Regions from separate parts of the Homo sapiens genome. Here regions 2 and 3 are each linked to region 1. The links are chromatin loops, found by intact Hi-C in ENCODE. Cell type or tissue: Panc1. All regions are shown on one strand.

Evidence for each region. Hi-C counts contacts between places; a loop is a spot of excess contacts. Peaks named below come from ENCODE experiments on the same cell type or tissue, not always from the same donor. Only the 100,000 strongest peaks of a DNase experiment are listed, where the experiment ranks them.
Region 2: a loop joins it to region 1, with 4 times the contacts of the local background. A loop is called at or near these places in 4 of 110 quality-filtered maps.
Region 3: it touches region 1 in a loop (3-fold over the local background); 6 of 110 quality-filtered maps call a loop at or near these places.

What each region holds. Positions count from the first base shown.
Region 1 is chr12:78,177,566-78,185,565 of GRCh38, forward strand. NAV3 (neuron navigator 3) reads left to right here. Exons shown (of 40, transcript NM_001024383.2): 28 at 55-120; 29 at 1,964-2,117; 30 at 3,306-3,480. Among named protein-coding and RNA genes, the nearest start is that of LINC02424, 180 kb to the right of the region's middle. In Panc1, CTCF peaks have their summits at 4,172 (motif pointing right) and 4,376; DNase peaks (open chromatin) are centred at 4,159 and 7,806.
Region 2 is chr12:78,467,714-78,475,713 of GRCh38, forward strand. It overlaps the pseudogene MRPL11P3. Among named protein-coding and RNA genes, the nearest start is that of LINC02424, 110 kb to the left of the region's middle. In Panc1, CTCF peaks have their summits at 3,049 (motif pointing right) and 3,255; a DNase peak (open chromatin) is centred at 3,058.
Region 3 is chr12:78,581,104-78,589,103 of GRCh38, forward strand. No RefSeq gene overlaps it. Among named protein-coding and RNA genes, the nearest start is that of LINC02424, 230 kb to the left of the region's middle. In Panc1, CTCF peaks have their summits at 3,808 (motif pointing left) and 4,009; a DNase peak (open chromatin) is centred at 3,822.

The sequences.
Region 1 (8,000 bases):
ACTTCTTTTCATGGGCATTTGTCCATGTATCTGTCTAACTGTATGTACATACAGGTCACCCCTTGTCTGGCCACCAAAGAAACGACAAAATGGCCCTGTGATCTACAAGCATAGATCTCGGTAAAGTGGAGTGCGATGCATGAATACTGCAAAGATCCAGGTTCTAACCTAAGTAGTGTTTGCTTTTGCTTTTTCTAAAATCACTCACATGCATTTCAACAATAAATACCTTCTCTTTCTGTTTTTTCAACTAAAATTTGGTTTCCTAAAATCAACCTGCAATCCAGTTTTCTTTGATTCTATTAGTTAATCTAACCTAGCATTTTTATGATAGCCCACTTTTTGGTAGTACAGTAGCCCCCCGTTATCCACCAGGGGTACTTTCCAAGACCCCCAGTGGATGCCTGAAACCATAGATAGCACCAAGCCCTATGTATATTATGTTTTTTTTTTCTATACATGCATACCTACATATGATAAAATTTAATTTAAAAATTAGGCACAATAAGTGATTAACAGCAATAATAGAACAATTACAACAATATTTTCTGATAATAGTTATATTAATGTGGTCTCTATCTTCCTCAAAATAGTGTTTTTTTTTTTTTTTTTGAAACAAAGTCTCACTCTGTCACCCAAGCTCGAGTGCGATGTCAAGATCTCGGTTCACTGCAACCTCTGCCTCATGGGTTCAAGCGATTCTCCTGTCTCAACCTCCTGAGTAGCTGGGTTTACAGGCGTGCACCACCACACCTGGCTAATTTTTTGTATTTTTAGTAAAGATGGGGTTTCACCATGTTGGCCAGGCTGGTCTCGAACTCCTGACCTCAAGTGATTCACCCACCTCGGCCTCCCAAAGTACTGGGATTACAGGTGCGAGCCACCCCACCTGGCCCAAAATACTGTAATATTTTTGGACCATGTTTGACTGTAGGTAACTTAAACCACAGAAACTAAAATTGTGGATAAACTATAATTGTGGGGGACTACTGTACAAGAACGAACACATTTCGAATATAGAAAAGTGTTCTGGTGAGATAATTCTCTGTGTTATTTACTATTTAAATCTAATTTCCTTGTATGCCCATGACAACAACTAGCATAGAACTCATATAGAACAGGGCCACTGTGCTTTGCCTACATAATTTTATCATTTATGCAGAAAGGAAGAACATGTCACTGTCATTTTGTGGCCAGTAAACTAGTTGTCAAATTTTAAATGGAAAATATGTTAGTTAATATAAAACAATTTTTTTGGCAAATTTCCTGCGAAGCTGTCCACAAAACAATAAAAACACAACAAGGATACAATGTGTTTCCTTCAAACAGCCCTCAGCTAGCCTGCTAACAGGGGCTGAAACCTTTGATTTAGCTGTGATCTCCTAAATCAGCTGAGCCCAGTAGGGAGGTTATATAACTCACCCATTATTTAAATGTCCAAAAGTAATATCTCTAATTTATTTTCTACAATGTTTATATTGGATTTTTATGGTAATTAAAGACAGTATTGTGGCAAAGCTTTTTTTTTGCACAATTTTACAAAAGAAGAAATCAACATTTTAAGAATGTAATAACTGCTCTTATAAAAGAATAGTCACATGTTGCAAATAGAGGTTTAAGTCCCTTGAAAATGTTGGAATGAAATGTAGTAATCTATGACTTTTCTGCCTATAAATATCACCAATAAAAGAATTTTTAGGATTACTTTATATTCAGTAAGAGTAGACTATTTTTAAACTTTAAAAAATAGAAAAAAAGATTAAAAGAAAAAGCTACTTCCGTTTTGAACCTGTGAATGCATAACCGTTTGTAAAACTCCTTCTCCTTTTCTCTAGGTTTTGCCAGCAGCACACCATATCTGTACCTGCTGGAGAATATTGCAGTGCAGCCTTTAAAAGAGGCAGTGCTTTTCTTAATCCTCTGGCTTCCCCAGGCCACTGATTCTGTTTGTTTCCTTCTTCAGGATCTGTGAATGCACAGAAGCTGAGGCAGAGATAATTCTGCAGCTGAAGAGCGAGCTCAGAGAAAAGGAATTAAAATTAACGGATATTCGGCTGGAGGCCCTCAGCTCTGCTCATCATCTTGATCAGATCCGGGAAGCCATGAACCGGATGCAGGTTGGTACTGAAGCACTTTCAAGGAATAAAATGGAGAAACAAAAAAATGCTGCTTATTCTGTTCTCTTGGTTAACACAGAATAAATTCCACTTGGAAACCCACCTTAGAAATGTACTCTGTTTATTCAGTCTTTGCAACTCATCTGTTAGTACTGAATTGAGAATTTTGTCAAATCCAAGTTTGGAAGTGGGAGTGCAAACTGGCAAGTTGTATTCAAGAACCATTCAGGATACTGTACTAGTAATTGGATTCAGGTTGAGAGCTAAGCTTTTAGAGAAGCTACTACAATTCTTGCTTCTTCACTTTTCCATCATTTACTTTTATTTTGGCTTTTTGCCTGTTCTTTTGAAATCTGATTTTCACATACTTTCACCAGTTTTCTACTGAAATACAAAAGTAATGAGGAAACTATAGAAATTCAACACAAGCTTTCTGAATACAGAAGTAAAAGTGATTTAGAATGCCATCTGTAAAAGTAAGGCTTGTGTATTTTTTTGAAAAACATCTAAAGGCTAAATTCAGAACCAGTCTGTGCTCAGACTAAGTTTTCATTTTATTATTGTATACCAGTAATCACTTGGTACCACAGATGACTGCAATAAGAAAAGCTCATTGCTGAGCAGATTCATCTGCCACTGTATATGTTCATCTAAAGACTTTTGTTGTTTTTTTATGAGCTTAGTGTCCCGATTGGAAGGAAAAAAAGAAACTTTTTCAGATGTTAGATATGATTTTGGAGTAATTTTAAATCACCTTATTGACATTATTTTTGTTTTGCTCTGTCTTTCAACTGTCTACAGATTTATAACAATATTACAAATGGCATTATATGCTTATAAGATTTTAACATCACCTTTAAAATGAGAAGTGTTATGAATGATTTCATCATATTTTTCTTAATTCAAATGAGACCAAGTCCTCATGATTTAGTTAAAAAATAATGATAAGCATGTCGAATGGTTGGATTGTCTATATTTGTGAATTCAGGAATGTATAATGTGTGAGAGAGAAAAAGGTTAAATTTCCTTCTTGGGAAGGAAATCCTATTTCATATCTTATATTTCTTTATTTAACATATTAACATGTTTTATTTAACAAACAAGCTAATTAACTCTGATAAAAGACTTGGTGCTATTTTCTCAATCAAACCAACTCAGTTTTTTTCATGTTTTCCATCTTCATAACAGAATGAAATTGAAATACTGAAAGCTGAAAATGACCGGTTGAAGGCAGAAACTGGTAACACAGCTAAGCCTACTCGGCCACCGTCAGAATCCTCAAGCAGCACCTCCTCTTCATCTTCCAGGCAGTCATTAGGACTTTCTCTAAACAATTTGAACATCACAGAGGCTGTTAGCTCAGGTGATTTAGTGCACATGCTTGCCTGAATCACAGCATACCCATGAGTTAACGGGTGGGAAGCCTGGAATTTGGAGAACTTTACGTACTCTTAAAAATGTTACACTCTAATTCTCAGAAATAGTCCTAGTTTGATCTTATAAATCTAGTCTACTTAGTTATAATTTTAAAAGCACATTCTCTGTCCAAAAGTCAGTCTTAGAGATATGGTCTTCATAATATTTTTAAGAAATCACTTTTCCCTAGGAAGTACTTTCTCCATGATTCTGATGATGAAGAAATACTCTCAGTGATGATAATTAGTACTTATGGATATAATAATAACCCCAATGACTTTTATTAAGTGTGCAAAACCCATTTATAAGTGTAGCAGGCTTTATTTTCTAAATCTGACTTGATGAACCTGTGTGATGCTGCTCTGAGAAAACAATAATGCTACTGTCACCCAGTCTGCAGCTCTATTAAATTTCCAACAAAGATAAAGAACACAGTACTAGTGATGGAACAAGGGTACAGTTTTGATTTGATTGCAAATAGAATCATATGACATAATGTCATCTTAATATCTCATGAACCATTCAAGCATAAAGTGTAGCTGTTTCTGTGGAACAGTTCATTCAAGAGAATCATTTCAAGGATAGAGAATTTAGTCTATATAATATTTACATGAGGATCTATGGTAATTGTGAAGCACGGCCACCAGATGACGCTTGGAAACCAATAATATGTATGTTCCTAGCCAACGTTAGATTCCATTATAGAATGGAGATAGTACACTGCTTGCCTTAAATCATATTAAAATACAGAAGGAGAAGGAGAAGGGAAATGACATGGCATGCTGATATTGATTACATTTCCAATGAATCACATCTCTTCTAAAAAGACAGAATGTTAAAAATTCTGCTATTATGGCTGCTCTTCATAATATAAAATAATGGCCTTCATCTTATATGTAAAAGACAAGTGGGCACTCCCTGTAATTTAAGAAAACAACTTTTGTAAACTTCTGGTGGGGATTAGAGAAAGAAAATAAATTCTGAGAATAAGCATCAAGTACAACTAATGTCAGAAGCCAAGTAAAAAGCAAGAGATTTCAGAATTAAATGAACTTATAGATCATTAGGTAAAATAAGACTGTGGAAGTGGATGGTAATTTGAGTTTGTAAATTACACATAAAGTATTATCCACACTCAACAAAATATTCTGCAAAAGAAAGAACGCAAATGTTTAAATGTATAGAATCTGGCAGTTCTGAACAACATCCTCTATGTTGGCTTGTTGCTGATGGACCTGACAGAGAAGTGAAGTAAGATCTACATCTCATAATGACCAGTGCATTTCTGGATCCTCAGGCTTGTCTCCTAGGAAAAGACAAAGGCCAGTACCTTATAGGTCAGACTAATGGTAGGGTTTCACTGCCTTTTATAAAATTCTGTTTTATTTTATGAAAATATGATAAGGTTTGAAGGAGGCAAGTTTAATACTGAAGGTGGTTTAGAAAAAACAGACACATATAAAAAAAACTTAGTATCTAGGAAAAATAGAACTCATAAAGATAAATATAAAATCAAAGAGTTTAAATTTACAATTTCTATGTTTATTGGTCTTAACACATTGATGGCCATGATTAAGAATTTAAGGCAATTTTTTAGGAGGAGCCAAGTTTTACGTTTTTTTAATACCTTTTTTTACCCATTCCCTAAGTTATTTTTAATATATCTTATTTCCTTAATTATTTTTCAATAGTGATACTTATGTCTGAACTAAAAAAATTAAATCACACAACCAGAATATTGTTTTCATTACTTTCACTCTTGTGGAGTGGGTTCAACACTTGGAAATCAAAACTGCCTTTATGCTGGGGCTTTTTAACAGACAGACTTTCTAAGTTTCATGATTAATCTTAAGATAAAGAAAGTAGGCAGGAGAGAGGATAATTGGCAAATATCTAGTTCCTGAAATATTAATTGCATGTTCCTTGCATCCAGTAAAGACAGACATTTCAGAAGTCTTCAGTTTTTGGCCAGAATTTTACTCAATTATAGCCAGAATGGCAGACCTCTTTAATTTTTCCTTCAAAATATAGACAGAGGACCATGACTTATTTTCTAGTAAAAAACAAAACAAAACAAAAACAAACAAACAAAAATACAGAAGGCTCTCACATTAATCTTGCTGTTTTTCCTGGAGTTGTTTCATCAGGTGACCATCCTGTCAATATTCTCTGAACTGGGGAGATTCGGAGTCATGATGTGAGCCACCCACAGTCAACAGAAGGAGTTAGAATAAACACAAATAATGGCTGGAAGAGCAAAACTTAGTAAACACTGAGGATGAAGTGCTTTAAAAGTATTATCTTTTATGTTCTCAATAACTCTACCAGGAAGGTGCTGTTAAAGCCCCATTTTATAGCTGAGGAAGCCAAGACTTAGGAAAGTGACTGTAACAATTTGTTCAAGATCATGAAACTAGTAAGCAGCAGAACTAATAATCAAACCCTGGCTTGGATGAATCCAGGACCTGGACTTTTCACTATTGTGTTAATTTTGCTTTAAATAGCCACATAATAAAAGCAAAGAATAGTTATTCACTCATCTTTGGTAAATATTTATCCTACTGTTGTCAGGAGAAATTTCATATTGTAAGTGTAGTTTTTAGAAGTAAATATGGCATGAAATGAATAACATATTCCAAGGCAAATTTAAGCAGCTTATGTGGATCAACAATCAGGCCAACCTCCTTTGCTATGGACTACTTGGCCATGTGTGATTTGGTCCATACTTATTTCCATCCACATCATTTCATACTACTCCTCACCCTCCCCTTGTCTCTACATTCCTGCTACCCTAAACATCTCTGTGTTCCTTTAACATACCCAGCTTACACATCTCAGGGTTTTGCACTGTTTTTGTTGACTGAATCTTTTTCCCTTGTTCTTCACTTATCTAGCATTCCTCAGCCTTCTGGTCTTATCTCCAAATACCACTTCTTCAAGGAAGCCTTCCAGGATGACCTATCTATCTAGAGCAGGCTCCCTTCAGTTACTTTCTGTTTCATTGTTTGGTTTATATTAGCAGAGTGCTTAAACTATTCTGAAATACATACTCCAAAAAAACAAGGAATTCACTTTCTTTCTCATCTTGGTATTCATTCCCAATATGCAGCAAAATTTCTGATACCATTTATACCTAATAAATATTGGTCAAATATTTTTGAGCATTTATGAGTAATTAAGACAAGTACTAAAGTAATTTGATCACAAACTACCAGAAGTCTAGATGTGAATAGCCAATGGTAAACCACTCTAAACTTCTTAAAAAGGAGCAAGATAATTAAAATGACACTTAAGGAAGAGTTTTATTTTTGAGTGGAGTAGGTGAAAAGGTGAAAGACTATTAAGATGTTAACTTGGGAAAATAATTAAACTCCAGTGCAGGAGATTATCTTTGATGATTTAAAAATTTATTGCAAAGCTCTAAAAGTTCTAAAAGTTCTCAAGCTCTGAAAGTTGTTTTTAATTGTTATGATCTTAGAGTATTTTTATTGCTTACTTTCAAAATTACATATACTTAATTATTAAGATAATAGAAACCATTCTATTTTTGGAGGCCATCTTATTAGAGTGTTGATTTCTATGATGCTATAGTCGTAATCTTTTTTTCTATAAATTTATTGTCAGAGCAGTTGAGTCCTCTTTTCACCAGGAACATGTGCTCTTTAGAATGTAATGGAGTTTCATTTATCCACAGAACATTGTCTTAATATTAAGCATGGTTCTATGATAGTATTATTATTAAAGGAAAGCATATATTTGGAATAGTTTGCCTTAATAATTCTCCAAATTGGAAATTAATCTGGTATAATATATTTTGAAAGTTAATCTTTAATCACCATTTAAAGGCTGATATTTTAAAGGTAGCTAACTTTATCATGCTTCTGTAACTCTTAGCTGATTACTAGAAATACTATTTTGGTTTTGAAACTATTAGCATAAAGGATTCCGGAGAGCAATCATAATTCCAGTATAATGCCACAGTTGAAATTCAATAACAGTACCTAATAATTATAAAGATAAGGTGAGTAGTTATATAGCTGGCTGTGTCAAATGCTTGAAAATAATTTCAGTTGACAGTCAATTTCAGCACCTTTACATTTATAAATTACATGGATATTGAGCTTGGATATTTTAGATTGGATAGAAAAATCAGATGGCTGTCAGTTTGTCATGGTTATAATGGTGACTAAATATTACTCAGGTATTACTCAGACCTATGTGTAATAGAAAAAGAAAATTCTTATTTCCTCATCTAAAGTCAGTGAGTGGCCCAACACTTGAGTGAAGATCTTTGCAAGCAGAAATAAATTCTTAGATTGAAACTTTAGCCCAACCACAGTAATTCATCTTCTGGAAAGCTGAGGCTTTTCAAATCAGTTAGGCTAGAATGGGAAGCAAATCCCATTGAAAGATATAAAACTATGAGGGAGAAAAGAATGACAGTAAACAAATCTGAGCTAATGTTAT
Region 2 (8,000 bases), 290 kb after region 1:
GACTTCAGCTTCAAAAGACAAAACATGTAGGTTGCCTCTAAGCAGGAGTGAAACATACATTTCAATGGAAAAATGGGATGTCAGAGGTCACAACTGCTGTGGAACACATCTCAAGGAAGAATCAATATCAAAATGATCATTAAAGGTACCATGGAGTTCACAGAGGCCAGAGCAATAACACTTCAGGATGCTGAAAAAGAGGGAAGAGAGGAAAAGTTTTCCTGTGTGCTGGGTAAATGTGCTTTTATTTTTACCCTTGAATATAAAACACAGTGGCAAAAAAAAGTTATTAAAAGGGGTATAAAACTACAAATGTTCTTTCTCTTATTGAGCAAGATGGTCCTAACAAGTACTCATTAGATAATACTCTGTTCTGAAGAATACACTTCCATGATTGAAGTGGATTTTATGTGGAGTATTGGACGGTAAGGGGGAGGAATTGAATATATCAGTTGAAACTCTTGCTTGGGCAACTGGTTGATTGGTGCTACCATTCACTGAGTTAGGAAAGGCAGGAAAATGAACTGATTCCTGTGAAAGATAAGAGGTTTTGGGGGCATGTTCTGGTTGGGGTATATTGTTTTGTTCATTATCCAATAACCAATGCCCAGCAATGTCATGACATCTAGAAGTTGCTAAATATATATTTGTTAAATAAATGAATGATATAAACGGAGCTGTTAAAGACATAGTTTGAGAGACTTGGGCTGAATAGATTTGGGAATCATTAGTACTCAGGTGATAATTCATGGGAATTTAAAAAGATCACATACAATCACATACAGAGAGATAAGAACCAATGATAAACTTTTAAACTTCTCTATGTTACTGGCAACAATTTTTCTCTCTGTAGTCCCTAGAGTTGAACAGACACATTTCAAGCCTTATCCAAGTTTAGGACTTTTGGAAAGCATTGCAGTTGCGAATAAGAGAATGTGCTTGGAATCTTACTCTTGTGCATTGAAGAAGGATAAGAAACAGGAAGAAGTAGAAGAATAAGGTAAATATTTTGAGTCTCTGCTGATACAATGTGCGATTATAGCTTTCACAGCTATCTCACTTAATTGCTATATCAATTGTATGAGGAAAGGAAGGCAGACATTAAGCTGGTATTCACCATATAAGACTGTTCTGATTGGTCACACTTCTTTTCTGATTGGTATGTGCCTGTGCCTTAACTAATTGATAAATATTTTGAGTTTAACCCTTGGAGGCAGAGGCATTGTTGACCACATTTAACAAATGAGGCACAGAGACTGAAAGTCCAAGGTCATAATGTTTGTAATTATTTTAGCGGAGATGTGAAACTACTGGGCATGTATGTCATCAAGCCAAGAGCAGCCCTTAACTTCTCCCTCTGAGCATTCAATTATTTCTCCTTTAGCCAATGGCAGAGAAGAAACTTTTTAATAGAGGGCCAAGAACTCTGTATATGTAGACGGTGGTCTCTGTCAAGTTCACCTCCTAGGCGAGTCTCTTCTTAGTGGGCCAGTGGTTGTTTCTAGTTAGAGCTCCCCACAACATATCATAGGCATTGTTTAGTTCTGTGGAGTCATCTTGTATCCCATCTGGTGTACCCTCTTATGTTAGCCTTTAAGTTACTGAATCTAAAAAGCATGATTAAAACTGGCTACCTTGTAGTTGCCCTCCAATAGGTATCAAATACATTTTAAACACAGAACTTTCTCACAAATTTATTTTATGTAACAAATATCTACAAAGCTGACTTTTGTTGTCTATCCTTTTTGAAGTCTAGAATTACTAAGTTTTAAATGTGTAGATAATCATGAAAGTGGTGCGTCAGTAAAATGCTGAATAGCATAGTTAAATGGGATCTGGAATTGCTCTGATGGGGAATGTTCAGAGACAGAGATGACAGCTACTTAAAGGGACTCATTTAGGTAATTTAAATTGCTTGCATATTGTGTATAAAACATTCTATCTTCTTTAATAATGAGCAACAAGTTGAAAGCCTAATGGAGTAGGCAAGACTGAAGTCCCATTTATGATGAATCCTTTGATAAATCAGCCCTAAAATTTACATTTTATCTTTCGTATTCTTAAAAGTAGATAAGCAGAAAATTTTTTGGAATTAGTTTTAACAAAACCTTTTGATTAAAATTTTCTTTGTTGAAACTTATCTCAAAGATTTTTTAATAGTTAAAATCAAATAACAGAACATTAGATTTGGAGTCATTTTTCTCTGCAAGAGCTCATAGAAATATCCTTTTAAAAATATTTCAGCTAAAAAATCAGCTATAATGGCAATAACAGTATCATAAACACATTTTTAATTAACATTGCATTAATTAAGAGCACATAGATTAGAATCTAAGAAAATGTATGCCCATGAGTTTATTTGCAGGTGTATTAGTGCAAGTTTATCAATATTTTAGTAGTTTTAATTATTTCACAGAGATTTAGAATCTACTCATTAGAGTCTGATGAGCACAGGGACTATCTGGAGAAAGTGTGAGTTATATCCTGAAAATATCTCTAACATCAGTTCCAGTTGTGGCCTATAAATAGTATCAATCTCTCTATCTCCCTCTCCTTCCACATCTGATAATTCTGAGGACCAATATATTCTAAGTAAATGATTTTATATTATATTTTCTTTCTCCTCTTGAAACTTTATTGGTTTAATCCAAGGTCTCATATTTTTTTTCTGACACTCAGCATTCCATTTCCCATTTTTTGCCTTTTTAACAAGGGTACCAAATTCCCCTAGCTACAGTCATTTTTTTTCCAGTGGGTATTTAGCCAGTCCTGACCAAAGTCCCCCTGCTCCCCACTCCCACACCCCAGCACAGCAATTTGTTCAGGGATGGGACTGTCACTCAAATTGGTGCAATCAGACTGAACCTTGGGTTGTGTAATATGGTTACAGAGAAGAGGCACTCTCATCCTGCACAGAGTAGAACTTGGGAGGATGTGGCCCTGCAGCAGATGGTAGCTGTCTGTTCACTTGAAAGAGCTATGGAAAATTGACACTTTCCTTTTGGATTAGAATTTGAAGAATATAGCTAGAGGTCTCTGGCAGCTTTCTTGCCACCAGGTGGAGCCTGAGATAAAACCATCATGAAGGAAAGCAGAGATGTCAGATAGAATGAGTCCTGGGAACCCAATGTGAACTCAGTAACTGTTTCATGAAGTTACCCTCATGAGACAATTTTACTTGAGATTTCTGTAGCTTGTGACCAATGGATGCTAACTGATCCATCTTTAGTCAAAAGTGCAGATTCCGTATCACGAAGTTCAAGTTGCTTCACAATGAGCATTTGATTACTCTCTTCGGTGTCAGCTGTCACTCTGTTCCATAGCCATACAGTTTACTGCCAGACAAGCTGAATGTCTCACCATTTGCCCATCCTTTCATGATATTTTGCCTTTGTGTACATGGTAAATTCCCACTCATTTTTTGATCAGCTCAAATATACATTTTCCAATAATATTTTCTCTAACTCTCCAAGGATGAATTATCTATTCTCTGATTCTCTAAGGATTTTGCTCATATTTTGGTTACTGTATATAGTAAGAAAAAAAATTGTTTAATACTCACTCTCACAACTTTTCTGATACCAAATATGAGTAGGGGTTCCCACACCAACCAGTTCTTAGCTGACACCAGTAATTTAACTCACTTCTTACACTAACTACCTGGAGTTAGCACAGACCCCACAGATTAAGGGCTCAGTCCCATAAAACTACCCTCATTTCTCTCACCAGTCACAAGTCCAGAGCCTCCCGTACTGACAAGCTATTAAACAGGAGTTCTCACAATCCTCTCTTTGGGTTTGATAATTTGCTAGAGTGGTTCACAGAACTCAGGAAAACAGTGACTTAATGAAACTGCCATAAAAAACCTTAAACAATAGGGTTTAGAGAGTTCCCAAGCTGTTGCCACATAGAGGTACTGTGAGGGTGGCATGCCCAGAGAGGGCATGGAAGCCCCATGCACTCTCCCTACCACATCTTACCCTATGCATCTCTCTCATTTGCCTGTGTCCTTTATAACAAAATAGCATATGCATTGTTTTTATGCATCTCTCTCATTTGCCTGTGTCCTTTATAACAAAATAGCATATGCATTGTTTTGTACTGTATTTATGAACTGGAAACTGTGTGTTATTAAAGACACTAGAGGTTACAGCAATGCTATCAGAGTAGCAAGAAGAAAAGTCACTGCGTCTCTTAATAATCTGTTGACAGATTTAGACCTGAGAACATTTTGTGAATTAGGTTAAATGTGCTAACATTTTGAAGAAACTGAAGGATTAACTTTTAAGCTCATTAGATCTGCAAATGGCTAAGAAATAATGCCTAGCTACTAAAAATAGATCAATTTCTTTTTCCTGAAGGCTTCAAATGGCATGTTTATTAAGTGTGCACTTAGAAATTTTTTCATTTATGTTTATCTGGTTTTTGCCTTCTTTAAAACATTTCTGAAATTGCCTGAACACAACACAGAAATGTTGCAAACGCACACTCTCACACCTCTAATTTCCTACCTTTGAAATAAATATTAAAATGGTGTTCATGTTTGATTTAGGTACATCTGGCTGGGGCTCAGAGTATGGCCATTCTCTCCAAATTGTTTTAATTTTTTCATAACTAAGAATTTGGAGAAGTTAACAGACATAAGTTTAGGTAATTAAGTTGTACTGCTAATTAGGAATAGTGGTAGACTATGTGAATGATGACTTACAAAGGTCATAAGTGAAAATTAAGGGGCATGTGAAATAAACTTAAACTGAAAGTATAAGTTTAACAGGGAAATGGATACCCTACATAGGATACCATATATACCACACGTTTCTATTTATACTTGCAGTTCTACCCATTTAAATAATTTTAAATCAATGCATTCTTTAAAAAAATTAAGATAATTGAAAACAGTGTTTATCTAACAAGGTTGCTGGCACAGTACTTTCTAAAGCAAGAATTACCGATTTGTATTATGTATTTAAGTAGTAGGGAAACCTCTAAACTGCAAATTAAGACAGTTTTAACTCAGAATTCTCTTCTTCCAAATTGCATTATTTAGAATAAATTTTAACTATATTCTCTACGTGTTATGTGAAACAATACTCCACTGGACTAATTCTTTCTTTGGGGGTGGGGGAGTAGCAAAGGAAGTTTTGGCTTGCTATCAGCCACATGGGTACAAGTACATAAATAATTTAAAGTCAGGTGGTCGGCTATGGTGGCTGATGCCAGTAATCTCAGTGCTTTGGGAGGCTGAGGCGGAAGGATTGCTAGAGGCCAGAAGTTTGAGGTATGCCTAGGCAACAAAACTAGACCCTCTGTCTTTACAAAAAAGAAAAAAAAAAATAGCTGGTGGCTATGGTATGTGTGTGTAGTCCCAGCTACCCGCGAGCTAGAGGCTGCAGTGAGCTATTAATATGATTGTGCTACTGTGCTCCAACTTGGGTGGCAGAGCAAGACACTGTCTCTAAAAATTATAATAATAATTTTTCAAAAGTCAGGAACATAATAAGCAGGTTGTTGTGACATCCCTTTTCCCCTTTGGCACAGCCTTCCCACGGACACCATTCCCTGCTCCTACCTTCAAAATCTTGGAGTGTGGGAGTCAGGAGTCACTTCTTGGCAGCTTCTCCCTGGGCTGCCAAATCTGCCTCTTTCTGATCAGCCAGGAATATGGCTTGCTCCTTCTGGAAAGCTGCCAGCATTAATGAAATCATGTTTGACTCTTACGGTTTTGTTTCTTTACTTGAGACTCAAGACAAATTTGAGATGGTGATCTCCTCTCTTTTTTCCCCTACACATTTACCATGCTACACCCATGCCTGTATAATCCAGTTTAGTTTGAAGAGAGAGCATATACCTTTATTTTCCTTTTTTTGGTCTTAAATATACATCTTTATTTTCTGGTTAAATGGATAGGATTTCTAGTTAAGTAGATAAATAAATGATTGCATAAATGTATGAATGAAATAAAGGTTACGTCAATAAAAGAACTGCAGTACTGACCAATGGATCTCCCGAATTGCTCTTTCGGTAAGGGAACAATTATTTAACCCTAACTGACTGTAGATGTCTCCTTGGAACTCAGCCTTTGACATAGATCCTGAATGAACCACATGATGAGCTTTAAATAGTCTGCTTAAATTGATTAAGATAGTAAGTGTTTGCTGGCTTTTCTGAGAAGATTATAAATTATTTTTAGAAAAACACAAAAATCAGGTTGAGAGAGAGACGGAGAGATGCTTCAATTGGGCAAAGCTTTCTGGAGAAGTACATTAGAAAAATATATGTGATGAGGCCCATCCTCCCTGTGTAACTACAACAGTGGTTATATCTGGATAGCATCATTTCACATAGGTTTATTTTCTTCCTTTTTGTTTTCCTATTTTATTAGATTTCTGTGTTTTGCTTTTGCAATCAATGAAAAATAAAATTGAAATTAAAATATTTTAAATTAAAAATATCTGCTGTCTCGTAGATAGCTATAAGCAAAGATCTCATCGTTAAGAAATCCTGTTCTACATTTAGAATTCTCTCTTAAACTACAGAAATGACAATTATTTCCTATTTAGTTATGACTCTAGGAGATAAAGGTTTAGGGCACAGTTTCCCAAATTATGTTCAATAGATTATTAATATTCTGAAAGTTTGCTAGTAGGCATTCCTTAAAACCAGGATTCTATAATCAAACGAGTTTTAGAAACTTGAACTTAACTGAACTTAAAATTAACAGGCTTATTTTACAGCTAGTTTCTCAGAGACATTTCATGTAATAATATGCCTTATGATTTCTCCAGGAGGAGATACAATGTGTAATGTTCCCTAAAGCTCTTTCACTAAGAACTTTTCTTACCCAGAATTTTCATTAACACATGGCATAATACAATTTGTGGAAAAAATATAGTGGAAGGTTTCTGCTGCTGCATTCAAGTGGGACCTAATCCTGTGCAATGGTTGCTTGTAATCCTGTGCAATGGTTGCTTGTTTCCAATTTTGCTTTCACATGGCTTTGGTTCACTTTTTACCATTTCTTCATATACTTAAGCATAAAATTATCTTTCATGTTTTCTATTTATATCTGGGAGGTAGAAACAAGATACTTTTTTTTACAGAAAGGATATGTTGTTATGAATTGTACTCTCTCATAATACACACCCAGAGAATTTTTTTTCTTTTGATTTTTCCGAGATGGAGTCTCACTCTTGTTGCCCAGGCTGGAGTGCAATAGCTCAGTATTGGCTCACTGCAACCTCCGCCTCCCAGGTTCAAGCAATCCTCCTGCCTTAGCCTCCCAAGTAGCTGGGATTACAGGCATATGCCACCATGCCCAGCTAATTTTTTTTTTTTTTTTTAATTTTAAGTAGACACAGGCTTTCTCCATGTTGGTCAGGCTGGTCTCAAACTCCCGACCTCAGGTGATCCGCCCACCTTGGCCTCCCCAAGTGCTGGGATTACAGGTGTGAGCCTCTGCACCCAGCCCATTTATTATCAATCATATATGATAAGCATACAAAAAAAAAGCATAAAGAAGACTTTAATGGATACCTGTGTAAGCACCAGATTTTAGAAACAAAACCTTACAGTCAAGGTGAAGTTCTCTAGTCCTCTCCTGATTCTCACCCATTAAAAGTTGGCATCTGTTGAATTTGAATACTTTAAATACATATTTTTATATTTCTAAGACATGAATGAATGGTATGGGTGGCAAACTCACAATCTGTTGGTGTGGGATTTTTTGTATTGTTTAAGGCTTACAATGAATTAAACCTTAATTATAATGACTTATAAATGTCCCATTATTTATTATAAATATTCCATTGGTTCCTGAGAAACATCTATTTTCCAATGTTTGAATGTTCTATACATGTTTATGATATATGAATATATGCTTTTATCCTAGAAACATCTATTTTCCAATGTTTGAATGTTCTATACATGTTTATGATATATGAACATATGCTTTTATCCTATTCATTTTTTCCACAGACCTATCAGCTACTGAGAGGAATGTT
Region 3 (8,000 bases), 400 kb after region 1:
CTCAGAAAACAAGCTGCTGAAATCCTAGCTTGTAAGTCAAATAATAAGACACAATGACTTTCTGACCTGAATGATAATTTCAGCACACCTAATTAGATCAAGTACATAGCATCTTGGATAATTGAAATGAAACTTCAAATGATAAGCAGTTGAATTTCAGCAAAATTTTGAAGAAAATTATATAAATTTTTCTATAAAGAAGAGAACTAAATTCCATCTTTAAATAGTCTGCTTTTATAGCAACATAGGATTAGGGTGAGATAGTGAATGAAAAAGCAAAAATAAGTGATGGTGCTAGTTTTAAAAGTCAGCATGTTATTGGAATATACAAACAGTTGTATAATTTCTAGAAGCCACAACATAATTTTTTCTAGAAATAAAAGTGACCTCTTGGCTACTGGGCTGGCCTTTCTGGAGGCAAAAACTGGAAGACTTTAAGAATCTGTTTTCTTTTGTTTGTTTAAAAACATGATGCTATTTTATAACTGAATTTGTAATTGCTCAAGAAGTTAAAAATAAAAATAGATTATTTCTGTTAAAGAAACATATGTTGGATTATACAGAAATTTTCAGACCTGAAATTGAAAAAGTACACAACACAGATTATCTATTGACAATGGAGAACCTGATATCGAGGATTTTGCTAAGAGTGGTTGGTTGCCATGGCAGTAAGAAATAAATGCAGATACTAATGGGGATGAATATACCCTGTAGTGGTATCAGATAGGATCAAAATGGCAGGAAAAAGTTTCATTTCCCTTCTAATTTGGAAAAAAAAAATGATGAGTGACTTTAACTGAGACAAATCAGATTCCAACAGAAACAAAGGCAAAATAGTCAATGCATAACTTCAGGTTTATAGAGAGTGATTACAGTCAGATCTGGATGAGAGACTGCTATCTCAAGCTACTAGTGATGTGCTACCTGACAGCCACCATCCAGGGAAGTTGGGGAGCAAGGCAAGGGCTAAACAGTTGGATCTAAGGTTTGCTATGTCCCTGGATTTAATACGAAAGATGGTCTAATACATGACTTTTGTATCTAATGGGAACAAAAATAAAATACATATGTGTGTTTTTAACTTTTTTAAAGGTCTTGTTTTTTAATTCTAGGATACGAGTGTATAAAAGATAAATCAATAACTTTTTGAGAAAAAAGTTATATTTTACTTTTAAGACATAATGTACACCTCTTGCTTAAGAAACAATAAAATCTGAAAAAACCTCGACCTTAAAAGCTACAATTTTTTTTTTTTTTTTTTGAGATTGAGTCTCGCTCTGTTGCCCAGGCTGGAGTCCAGTGGCGCGATCTCAGCTCACTGCAACCTCTGCCTCCCAGGTTCAAGTGTTTCTCCTGCCTCAGCCTCCCAAGTAGCTGAGATTCCAGGCACCCATGACCACACCCAGCTAATTTCTGTATTTTTAGTAGAGATGGGGTTTCACCATGTTGGCCAGGCTGGTCTCAAACTCCTGGCCTCAAGTGATCCTCCCACCTTGGCCTCCCATTGACCTCATGCTCATGATTACAGGCATGATCCACTCTGCCCCGCCAAAAGCTATGATTTATTACATGTTATGACTCATAACACCATCTACTGCAAAATATAAATTGTAATGTAGATTATATTAATAAGCTTTACACATCATATTTAACTTTTATTTTTTCTTCAAATTTATGAACTATGTTCGAAAAAACATCCTAATATTTCTCTTCACAGAATCATTCCTTTCCGTTCCCCACTACTCCTTCCTCTTGATTTCCACCACACCTCTGTTACTATGCCCAAGAACAAGTGTGAGAAATATGTGTTCCCTCAAGAATGCCTGGCCTCCTCCACTTTATGAAGACAGAATGTGATTCTTTCTGGGGCAGCTTGTACTGTCCAGAACACATTTCCCCATAAAGAGTTTGTCTTTGCTTTCCCAAAACCCTATGTTCAAATAAGAAAGGGGGTGATCTTTTTGTTTTCACATGGGCATACAACAAACAAGACAGTGACTAATAAAAGGTTTTTCCTCTCCTTTTTGATTTTCTGGAAAAGTTTATGTAGGATTATTCCTTAAATACTTGGTAGAAATCACTGGCGAAGCTATATAGGCCTGAGGGTTTTCTTTGTGGGAAGGTTTTTAACCATTAACCTAATTTATTTAAGAGATATAGTGTTATATAGGTTATCTATTTCTTCTTGAAAGACCATTGGCACTTTGTGCTTTCAAAGATTGTATTCTCATGGGAGAAAAATGCAGTCAGATAAAAGGAGTAAGTTCCAGCATTCAATAATACATAGGATGACTATAGTTAATAATTTATTGTATATTTCAAAGTAGCTAGAAGGGAAGATTTGAAATGTTTCCAACACAAAGAAATGATAAACGTTTGAGATGACGGATATCCTAAATACCATGATTTAATCATCACACATGTATCAAAATATCACACGTACCCACAAATATCTACAATTATTATGCATCAGTAAAAAAGAAGTAAAAGGAAACACAAACATGGTTTAACTTGGAGTGATAAGGTAATGAGCAATTTATTTTTCTTTTGTTTTGAATTCTGCGGAAGGACTTTCAAAGTTGTGCAATAAGAAATGGTGAAACCCTCTCAAAAATATTATGTCTGTTTTTCTAACTTGTCAAACTTATTGGCATAAAGTTGATGAAAATATTTCCCTGTTATCCTTTTAATGTATATAAGAATTGTAGGAATAGCCCTCTTACATTTCTGGTAATACAATTTATATCTTTTCCCTTTTTTCCTGATAGTCCGGCTAAAGGTATATCAATGTTATTTTTTAAAAAATTTAATTGTTTAATTTTAACTTTATTTTTGTTATTTTCTGTTTTCTATTTTGTTGCTTTTTAATTTAGGTTTCATTTGTCTTACTTCTTCTAGCTTCCATACATTGAAACTTAGATTATTAAACTTAAGACTGTTTGAAAGTTAGATTATTAAATTTAGCATGTCCATATTTTCGGACACAAATATTTATTGCAATAACTTTTTCTTAAAGTACTGTTTTAACTGCATTAAATACATTTTGATATTTATGTCTTAATTTATTCAATTCAAACTACTTTCTAATTTACCTTGTGATTTTTAAATTTGACCCATAGTTAATTTATAAGTCATTTGTTTAGTTTCCAAAGACTTTGGAGTTTTACAGTTATTTTTACAAGTTTTCAATTCCATGTTTAATTCTATGTGGTGAAAGGACTTAGTAGTTCTAATTTCAATCCTTTTAAATTTATTGAGTTTATGGTTCAGAATCTAGTATATATTAGTGAATATTTGTGTGCACTTGGAAAAATGTATATTCTGCTGTTTTAGATCTAATGTCCAATAAATGTCAGGCAATGTTGAAGAAGTCTTATTCAAGACTTCTATATGCTTACTGATTATTTTGCTTTCTTTCTTTAATTAATGAAGCTTTCGTAATCTCTAACTATAATTGATTGTGAATTTGTCCATTTGTCCTTCCTGCATTATCAGTTTTCTCTTCTTGTATTTTGTAGCTCCATTATTTGATGTTGTATGTCCTCTTGATTAATTGACACATACATCATTGTAACATGTTCCTCTTTATCACTGGTAATATTTCTTGTTTCAAAATCTACTTGGTTTGACATTAATATAGCTACTGATGCTGCTTTTTAATTGGACTAGCACTGTATATGTTTTTCTCATATAGTCTGTGTGTCCTACTGAGGTCTTCCCCACATTCATAGGGGCCAGATAGCCATGCCAACTTGGAGTCCTTGGGATGCTTGCAGGAGACCTGGACTTAGGGCACCCTCTAGTGCTGAAATGGCTGCAGTTGTCAGGGGTTAGGGAACCCAAGTCAGTTTACTTAGAACTTCTGAACTGTCCTACTGAAGAAAGACAAAAGCAAACAAAGCCAGACTCTGAAGAATAAATACATATATAATTCTTCAATGCACGAAAATCAACTGTCATACACAAACATCAAGAATAAATAAATAGGGAAATATGACATCACCAAAAAGACAAGATAAGGTGCCAATAAATAACTTTAATGGGATAAAGGCATGTGATCTGTCAAAGAATCCCATTAGCTACTTAAGGAAGTTCAGGTATCTTAAAGAAAACACAAAAAAGTAATTTCACAAATGTATCAGGGAAATTTAACAGAAAGGTTAAAATGATTTAAAAAATCAAATGGAAATCCTAGAAATGAAAAATACAAAGAACAAAATAAAAAATGCAATAGAAAGCATCAACAGCAAAACTGGTAAAACAGAAGAATCTATAAACTTGAAGACAGATTATTTGAAAATATATAATCAGAGTAGCAAAGAAAAGAAATATTAAAACTGTTGACCGTTCGACTATAATCTGCCTTGAACAAGATCTTTTGGAACTGAATCTATTTGGAGTTTTGTTTTTACTTTTTTTTTTTTTTTGAGCTTTCTGTATCCATTTTCTATATCTCTTGCAAGACTTGTAAAATGTTTAGCTATTATTTGATTAAATAAAGTTTCTATGCTTTTGCCCTTCTCTTCTCCTTCTGGAACACCCCAAATTCATATATTTGGTACCTTTATAGTATTCCATATCTCATGTAGATTTTACTCTTTCCTATTCTTTTCTTTTTTTAGTCTAAGTTATTTCAAAAGATCTGTCTTCAAGTTCAGAAATTATTTCTTCTGCTTCATCTAGTCTAGTTTTGATGTTCTCATTTGCACTTTTTATTGCATTCCTTGAGTTATTCAGTTCCAGTGGTCCTTTCTTATGGTATATATCTCTTTTTTGAGTTTCTCACTTAGTTTGTAAATTGTTTTTCTGATTTCTCTGTATTATTATCTGTGTTCTCTTGTATCTCACTAAGTTTCTTTAAAAAATCATTGTTTCAGTTTCTTTTGCAGGCCTTTTATAGATTTCTTTTTCATAGGTATCTCTTGCTGGAGAATTATTGTGTTTCTTTAGAGTTGTTATGTTTCCTTGCTTTTTTATGTTTCTTGTGTCCTTCCATTGATATTTGGGCATCAGGTATAACAGTCACTCTTTCCAATGCTATGCATTGGCTTTTGTAGAAGACTTTTTCTATGGGTTCATTTATAGTGTAAGTTGCTTAAAGTGCTTTCCCTTTGAATCTGAGTGTGCACAGTAGTGTAATCTCTGTGTAATTTCCTCAACTATAATCTGCATCAGTAGTGTTTATGAGTTTCTCAGTGGTTTAGGCTATGCTTATTAGTGGAAGCTGAAATTGAGGCATTGCTGAAGGCAGGAACATCAGGGGGGCTTGTCTTCAGGTGTTGGTGGGCCTGGCATGCCAATCCTTGGACACTCAAATGTTATATATGGGCACTGGTGGTAGTAGTTCTGGGCAGGCCAATCCTTGTGCCTTCAGACAGCTTGCTAAATTTCTGGCAGTGGCAGCAGTGGACTGGGCATGCAGGCAGGTCTTCAGGACCCTGGGCGGTGTGCATGGTGTTCAGAAAGACAGCAGCAGCATCACGCCAATCCTTGGGCCTCCAGGTAGCATGTGTGGACATCAGAGGTGGAAGTAGCAGACTGTGCACTGCAATCCCCAGGCTCCCAAGTGGTACCTGTAAGTGGGCACCAGCAGCATTAGTGGCAGAAAGTTGGGCAGGCCTGTTCATGTACCTAGAAGGTGTGCATGTGCCCTGGTGGGTGGGGTGGACTGACCTCAAGGCCTTTGTATCATGTGCATGTGGGCAAACAGGCTGAGTGGGCCCATCCTTAGGTCCCCACAAGGTGTGCACAAGCAGCAATGTCAGTGGGAGAGATGGGTCTATCCATAGGATTCAGGAAAACATGCACAGGTCCCGGGAGTGGCAGTGCCAGGCTGGATGGGTCTGTCCTCAGGCCCCCCAGTGGGGTACAGGGGCAGAGGCTACAGTGGGTGAGGTGGTCCACTCCAGGCCCCCAGATAGCCCTATCCAGACCCCTAGATGGCCCATCTGGGAACCAACAGTGGTGGGCAAAATGGGCCTCTCCTCATGTCCCTGGATCTCACTCAGGCACTGATGGTGGGTTGGATGACCTTGTTTTCAGGTCCCCCTACTGTGATCATGGGCACTAGCAAAATCAGGTGTAGTGAGTTGATCCCACAGGCCTGGATGATGTGCATGGCCACTGGCAGTTGCAATGAGCAGATGGGCCACTCCTTAGGTTATCCCTATGGTGTCCAAGAGCACCAGCTGTGGCTGGTGGATTGGGTTGATTCCCAGGTTCCTGGACAGCATGCTGGGGCAGCAGGGGCAGCAGTGGGCAGGGCACACCTGTCCTAAGGTTTCAGAATGGCAACTGTGTGGACCCACCTCATTCCCCCTAAAAGTGCATGGCAGGTGCATAGAAGGTCTGCTACTGGAGGGGGCAGGGTTGCTGTCAGTGGCAGCAGCCCCAGGCAGGTGGCTCTCAAGATCTGGGGAGCACACACTTTTGCTCCCTTTGTCCTGGGGGCGGCTTCCCCAATGCACTGCACCATCCATTCATCAAAGTGCCTATTTAGTTTGCCTATTGAGCAATCCAGCACATATCTCTCTTTATATGTTCTTCATTTTATTACATGTTGTCCTTTACTGTCCACTAAGAATTAAAGAGATATTTAGAAAGGCTAAGTGCTAGATAGATTGATAGAGAGATACTGCTTCATTTAATTTCATTTTGAAAATAATACTGTAAGGAAAATACTATCCGCATTTTAAGTTTGAAGAAAAAGACTCAGAGCATAAGTAAATTTTATTTTATAAGTGAAGCTTTGATTTTATTTTATCTGGCTGACTGCAATGCTATTTCTCTTCTATACATTGCATCAACATGGATTAAATTGGGAATAGCCTCTTATAGTCCCTTATAACCACAGCAGAGATACAATAACTGAGTAGCACATAGAATAAATTGAAAGTGAATTGGCAAATTGACAGGCATCATATTTAATTTTCTATGGCATTTTATATACAAACTTAAAAGAAAGGGCCTTCTTGAAGGAAGGCACTTTTCTTTATACATTATTGTTTGTCTCGCTCCCTTTCTCAATCCTAATCTCATTTGTAGTATCCATAATATTCAGAGTATAATTGTTAAATGAATGAATGTTTAATATTTTTGTTATGTTTTTCTTAAAAAATTGCTTAATTCTCTTCTTTATAAAGTATTTGTAGATGTAAAAACAGATGCACATGCACATACATGACCACGTTTTGCTCTCACAAATGAATAAAAGTTTATTCAACGTATGAGTTGAGGGCAAATGCTTTGCTTAAATCTATTCATCTGGTTATAATAAGAACAGATTATAGAGCCAGATGACCTTTTTTATCATGCTCTATACATATACTTTTACTACTGTAAACCATGGACAAATTTCTTTAAAATGTTTTAAAAACTTGGATATATAATTTAAATCAAAATTATTAACCTAGCAATTAATACAATGGCTAGAATTTTATTAACTCTTCATTTTAATGAACTCAGATACATATGTGTAGTTTTATATGCATATATATACACATGTGTATATGTACACATGTGTATATATGTATGTGTACACATGTGTATATATGTATATGCACACACATACACACGTATATATGTACACATATGTATATATACACGTATATACGTACACATATGTATATATGCATGTATATATGTATATGTACACATATGTATATATGCACGTATATATGCATATGTGCACATATGTATATATACACATATATGCATATGTACACATATGTATATATACACATATATGCATATGTACACATATGTATATGTACACATATGTATATGTACATATATGTATATAGGTACATATACACATGTATATGTATGCATGTATACAGGTGTGCATATATGTGTATATATACATATAAACACACATATATTTATATGTATACACACATATATGTATATATATGCACACATATGTACTTATGTATGTGTATACAAATGTGTATATATGTATAGAAACACATAGGTACATATATGTATATATACATATGCTC